Linked DNA regions of Homo sapiens: region 2 is linked to region 1. The links are chromatin loops, found by intact Hi-C in ENCODE. Cell type or tissue: PC-3. All regions are shown on one strand. Links, peaks and the distances in the headings refer to the core of each region. The heading gives the core; the rest is flanking DNA.

The links. Peaks named below come from ENCODE experiments on the same cell type or tissue, not always from the same donor. Only the 100,000 strongest peaks of a DNase experiment are listed, where the experiment ranks them.
Region 2: it touches region 1 in a loop (12-fold over the local background); 1 of 110 quality-filtered maps calls a loop at or near these places.

What each region holds. Positions count from the first base shown.
Region 1 is chr5:92,836,971-92,839,897 of GRCh38, forward strand. No RefSeq gene overlaps it. Among named protein-coding and RNA genes, the nearest start is that of LINC02058, 100 kb to the right of the region's middle. In PC-3, for the core only: a CTCF peak has its summit at 1,486 (motif pointing left); DNase peaks (open chromatin) are centred at 601 and 1,481; H3K4me3 peaks cover 301 bases; H3K27ac peaks cover 1,291 bases.
Region 2 is chr5:92,943,647-92,946,573 of GRCh38, forward strand. No RefSeq gene overlaps it. Among named protein-coding and RNA genes, the nearest start is that of LINC02058, 5.3 kb to the left of the region's middle. In PC-3, for the core only: no CTCF peak of the experiment used is centred there; a DNase peak (open chromatin) is centred at 1,715; H3K4me3 peaks cover 977 bases; H3K27ac peaks cover 2,038 bases.

The sequences.
Region 1 (2,927 bases), core at 218-2,717:
TTTTGGATTAGGTTTGGCCATTCTGGAACTCCACAGGCACTATATATGCCACTTCATCTCAAAATTTATAAGATATGAGCACATGATTCATAACCTAGGAGTTTATAGCCATCAGTAAAACTCTCTTAGCCTAATGTTGATGTTACTGCATTCCAGATAGGTTACATTTCTGTAATTGTAGCTTTACCACTTAATTTTTCCCCCTCAGGGTCATGTTCTAAATGTTATCTAGAAGAGCAGTCTTTGAATAATCTTTGGCATAGCGGTCAGGATCACGGACCGATGGTCTGAAGCCAATAATGCTAACTCTACCACTTACCAGGTGCATAACCTTGGGCACTTCATTTAACCTCTCCTTGCTTCAGTTTTCTCATATGTAAAATAGGAACAATAATGCCAGCCTCATAGCACTATTGAGAAGAGTAAATAAATTAATCTACATTAAGTGGTTAAATAGTGCCTGGAAAATAGTTTTGAGTTAACTATCAGCCTGGCACATAGTAAATGTTATATAAATGTTAGCTATTGCTGCTGCTAGAAGCTGTTGTGGTAAATTCCACATGCTATAGTATTACTTTAAAACACAGTACACTGATCTATCATCCCAGAAGAATTTATTCAAGTTTGCCAGATAAATGTCTAAATACACTTACTCATCAAACCAAACATGAATTTACCCTGTAAGATGAAGGGAAGCACAGTGAAAACATTTTTAACAGAAAATTGTTTAAATTTTAGTAACAATATAGAATGTAAATAGTTAATAAAAGCATTTGGCAGACTCTGATGTTGATCAAGTTCAGAAGTAATATGAGAACAAAATAGAATGATTATTTAATGGATTATTGATTCATCCAATAAGCAACTACCATATGCTTTGCCCTGTACAGAGGTTTGAAGGACACACACACACACAAAATACTAGTTTCCTGTATTTATGAAAGTTATAATCCACTAAAGAGAAGCTGGATAAATAAATATTTTAAATCATGGTACTAAGCACAATAATCAAGTCAAACATGAAATGATACAAAAATATACAGAAGCAAGTGATTTGTATATGGAGGGCACTTGGTGATGGTTTGAGGCAGGCTATACGAAGGCAAAAATTTATCTCTACCCTTAAGTTGGATTGTTGGTGCATAGGGAGGAAAAAACTAATGGTATCAATATTCTCTCTTGTTCTGTTACATAAACTTTTTTCAACTAAGCCCATGAACAAAATATAATAATAAGCATATAGGATTGACCCCAAAACACAAAATAGTCAGTCTTCAGATTTAGTAGGAAACATTAACTATATCAAAAAATATTAGTGCACTGTAAAAATGCAATACTGTAGTTAATATTTTGAATGCCTGGAAGAAAAAATGTCTCAAACCTTTACCTGTTAACCTTAGGCAGACCTTTAGGGGAGTTATATGAGAATGCCTCTCCTTGACTCTTGTATTCTCCCTGGGTTAATGTGAACTGTCAGAGCCCCCATGTGGTAATTAGTGTCATGGAAATCCACAGGTAGATACTCAGTAAGACAGAAAGAGAGATGGCTCCTGGGGATTGCTCCCACAGTTAACAGTTGATCATATAGCCTCTCACACCCTCCCCGGCCAAGTGCAAAGTTAGAAAGCAAAGGCAGTTTCTCAGTCTTCTTCAGTGTTATCTAGTCATGATGAATCAACCTTTTCTTCTTCTTTAAGTGAAAATCTATGTGGAAATAAATTCAAAAACTATAATACAACTTGGGTAATATTAAGTGAGTGTTTAGAATGTATAAATACCTTTTTGAAGTTTATTAATTCTGAGTAGAAACCAAAGACACAAATTAAGGTGTTTGATAAAGAATAAGTTTGTTAGTATAATTTCAAGAAATAAGCTATCAAGAGACATAAGCTTTTTGGTCATCAACAGGTTCTCCAGCTCTAACACCTCCGCAGCAAATATGAGCTTAGGAAGTTAGGGAAACAGTCCTGGGACTCACAGAAAATTTTGAGTACCGCTCTGTGGTAATTGGCTCACCCTTTTGCTAACATTGGAATAATAGCTCAAATTATCAATATCGTACTTGAAAAGTCGCTTGCTATAACCAGCTAGGAGACATAATGCAAAGAGACCTCACCCAAAAGAAAAAAATTAACAAGAAATGGGCAAGACCAAAATTTGGAAATCTATAAAACTATATATCTATTTAAAATAAAGACTTGACAGGAGTCCAAGACCAGCCTGGCCAACATGGTGAAACCCTGTCTCTATTTAAAATACAAAAACTAGCCATGCGAGGTGGTGGGCATCTATAATCCCAGCTACTGAGGAGGCTGAGGCAGAAGAATTGTTAGAACCCAGGAGGCAGAGGTTGCAGTGAGCTGAGATGGCGCGATTGCACTCCAGCCTGGGTGATAGGGCGAGACTCTGTCTCAAAAAATGAAACAAAATAAAATAAAAATAAAGTAGAATAAAGACTTCAGAAACTAGAGAACTTTATCATGTTCTGGCCACATTAGTGAAGGCATCAACACACTTTTTATCCCACTATCTAAAATGTCAGATGCAAAGGAATGTGTTTGTCAGAAACAAAAAAAGTCTTGTTTTCTTGTTTGCTTATTTATTTTCTGTCTTTGAATGCTAAAATAAGCTTTTGGAAGTAGGTCCTTTTCTTTTCAGCTTTATTCAGGTCTAGCACACCCATTGTAAGAATCCTTAAATGTAAAGAGTCCTTATAACCCAATACATAATATAAATTCTTGCACAGAAAAATAGGTAAAGACATTAAGACTCAAAAATAATAAATACAAATTGCTAACAAATAAAAAATTAAACATTAATGAATAGTCAAAAATATAAATGGAAAATACATCAGATAGCATTTTGTAAATAATTTAGTAAATATATATCAAAAAATTTAAGTTGTTTAAGCCCTTTGACCCAGTAAT
Region 2 (2,927 bases), core at 162-2,661, 110 kb after region 1:
TCCATATGAGACAGAGGGAAGAGTTTAGGATAACTACACCTTCATTGCAGAAAGACTATAGTGATGCTTCAGAAAATAATTGGATGCTAAGCATATAGAGAAAAAGTATTTTATTTTATATAATTATTATTTGCCTTTGTATGCAAATAAAAAAAAGTTTATCCAGATAGTCTTTAAACACTGTTGGAAACTCGTGGAAAGAAATGAATAAGTAGTTCTCAGGAATGGATTATATGCCCAGAAGTTTGTCATGTGGTACGTTTTCCTGCATGACCTGAAACGTAAGTTGATTTTTATTCAATTATCTATTAAATATCAGGCAAAAGAAGTCTTCTTATTGGTATTTAAATAGAATTAGAGAATGCTAGATCTTGAAGGGAACGTAGAACTCATCTGATCCAATCCCCTCACTTTTACTGATAAAGGATGGTGAAAATGAAGTTATTAAGCAATTGCCCAAAATTGCAGTTAATAACTGGTGTGGCCAAAACTCAACCTCAAGTTCAGTGCATTTTGAAATAAATATATATATATATATATATTTAATTTTATTTCTATAGACAGTGGTAGGCTCTGATTCCCATAGAGTTGAGAAGCTCAATTAATAAAAATCTAAACTTGACCTGCACACAGGATTTCACTAGGAACCACTGTAGAAAATCACATGCCATCCCCATAGTGTCTGCGGGCCAATCTAACACAATGTATAAATTGGAAGGGACTGCTGCATTTGAACTGAACATAAATCAACAATGAGCACACTCTCACCCAAGACTAAAATGTAGCCACTTATTAAAGTATTAAGATAATTCCACACTAGCTCAAGGGCCTTAAGTGCACCGTCTGTTCCCCACTGCTAAGACCCCAGCCTCCCAATAATTCAGCAAACAAGGTGGGAAGTACTGGCATGACAAAGGTTTCCAACTCCTGCTCTAAGACTGGCTTCCATTCTGATTGTTGGTGCTTATAATTGTTAAATACGTTAATATTATCCCTGGACCCATCCCATCCCTTTCCCTTCTGTAAATGTTGAAGAGCAGCATTGAAGTACCCTGATACATCCCTATTTATCTAAAGATAAGCTAGGCATGATGAATAAGATTTGTTCAATTACTTAGGAAGAACCTGATATTTAATTATTCAGTGTTCCATTGAAAAGTCAGCTAAGATGCTATGCTGAAAAAGCCTACTGTAATTTTTGAAAGATTAAGGCACTTCCAGTTAGAAATAGCACTGAAGTCCAGATAGTGTAAGGTTTCCACAGCAGATCACTTTCTCATGGGCACAATTTTGTACCCTTAGGTAGTAATATCAACAAAAATTGCTGCTGCTTCAAACCAAGAGCACAGTGGACAAGTTAGAGTCTTCAAAACTAAGCAGGAGTACAACTCCTAGCTTCACAATTGCCCCTGAACTCTGTAAAAATTTAGCCCATTACATTGAAGAAACATGTAGTTTAATAAGTGTCAAAACTTATAGGGAAAAGTAGCCTTTGAACCCCTTCCTCCTGAAAAAGAAAAAAAGGAAAGATAACAGTTGAACCAAGTCAGTGGTGAAGATTAAATAGAAACAGGAAATTAGAACTATGAGAAAATATTACATAAAAGGCAAACAAGCACAGAACAAATAAAATAATGCATAACAGGAAGGGATCCAAACCAATACAAACAACTGCAAAGGATCTTCTTGGCAGACTTTCACACACAGAATTTGAGGAGGACAGAAACATTTAATTGTTGAGTAATACTTCTTAAATGATGTTTTACCTCAAGAAAATCGTATCAGTAAAGAATGTGAAAACGGTTGGGCAGCTGCGTCCACCCCTTCTAACCAAAGCCCAGCTGCAGGAAGAAAAGCCAGAAACAAGAGAGGAGACAAAGAATAATGAATGAGAGGATGAAATCCAGAAAAAAGAGAGAAATTATAATGAGACAGTGAAAAATTAAGCTGCAACTCAGAAAGATAGGCCAGAAAAAAAAGCTTTAAACAAACTGTAGTAAATGTAATTTAGAATGTTTTTAAACTCAACTATTGAAAACAAGTCTTTCTGAAACTAATTTGTAAGACTGGCAGATCCTTGAAACTCTTGTCCCAGTGGTGGAATGACTGAAAGACAGCACTATGCACTCACCATGTGGGCTCTCTGTGCTGCCAAGAGCTGTTTATAAAGTGGACTTAACTGAAAAATGGGTGAATATTTGACTAGTGGTTTTCTCTCTGATGTCTGACAAAGACAAAGTACAAAGGCTTGATACTCCTCTGATAAAGCAAAAAGGGAAATTTATTATTTGTATTTAGCAAAGCATATAGGGGAACTTTGTATTCAAATTATGATAGTGACCTAGGTCTTAAAATTTTACAGTAAACAAATGTAGACTATGAGAGAAAATTCTGCTCAGTGTATGGGCTCAGCTATGAGACCACTTATATTTAAAACCCATTCTAACACTTGCTAGCTTTGTGCCTTGAGAGGGTCCCTTTGAATTTCAGATTACTCATAAATAAAATGAGAATCATAATGATGTCTAACTCAGGATTATTGAGAAGATTAAATTAGCTCACCTATGTAAAATCCTTAGTAAAGTGCTTGCCAAGTGACCAGTAAATGATAGCTCTTCTTATTCTGTGTATATTGAATATCCTCTCTGGCACTATTCCAGAAAGATCTACCTCAGTTTGTTTAATATTTAGTGCTTTGTTAATACATATAATGTGTTTAATAAATCAATAACTATTAGATAAGCTAAGATCATGTCTACAATCAGTCAATAAATAAATGTACGTCGAGTACTTTCCTTGGGCTAAGAGTACAATGGAAATTGAACAGTAAATATATGGACCCTACCCAAAAAGTGCTTATTAACTGAATTAATTTGTGACCAATTTCAGAGAGTAAAACTTTATGTTAAAGTAGGTAGTACAAAAAT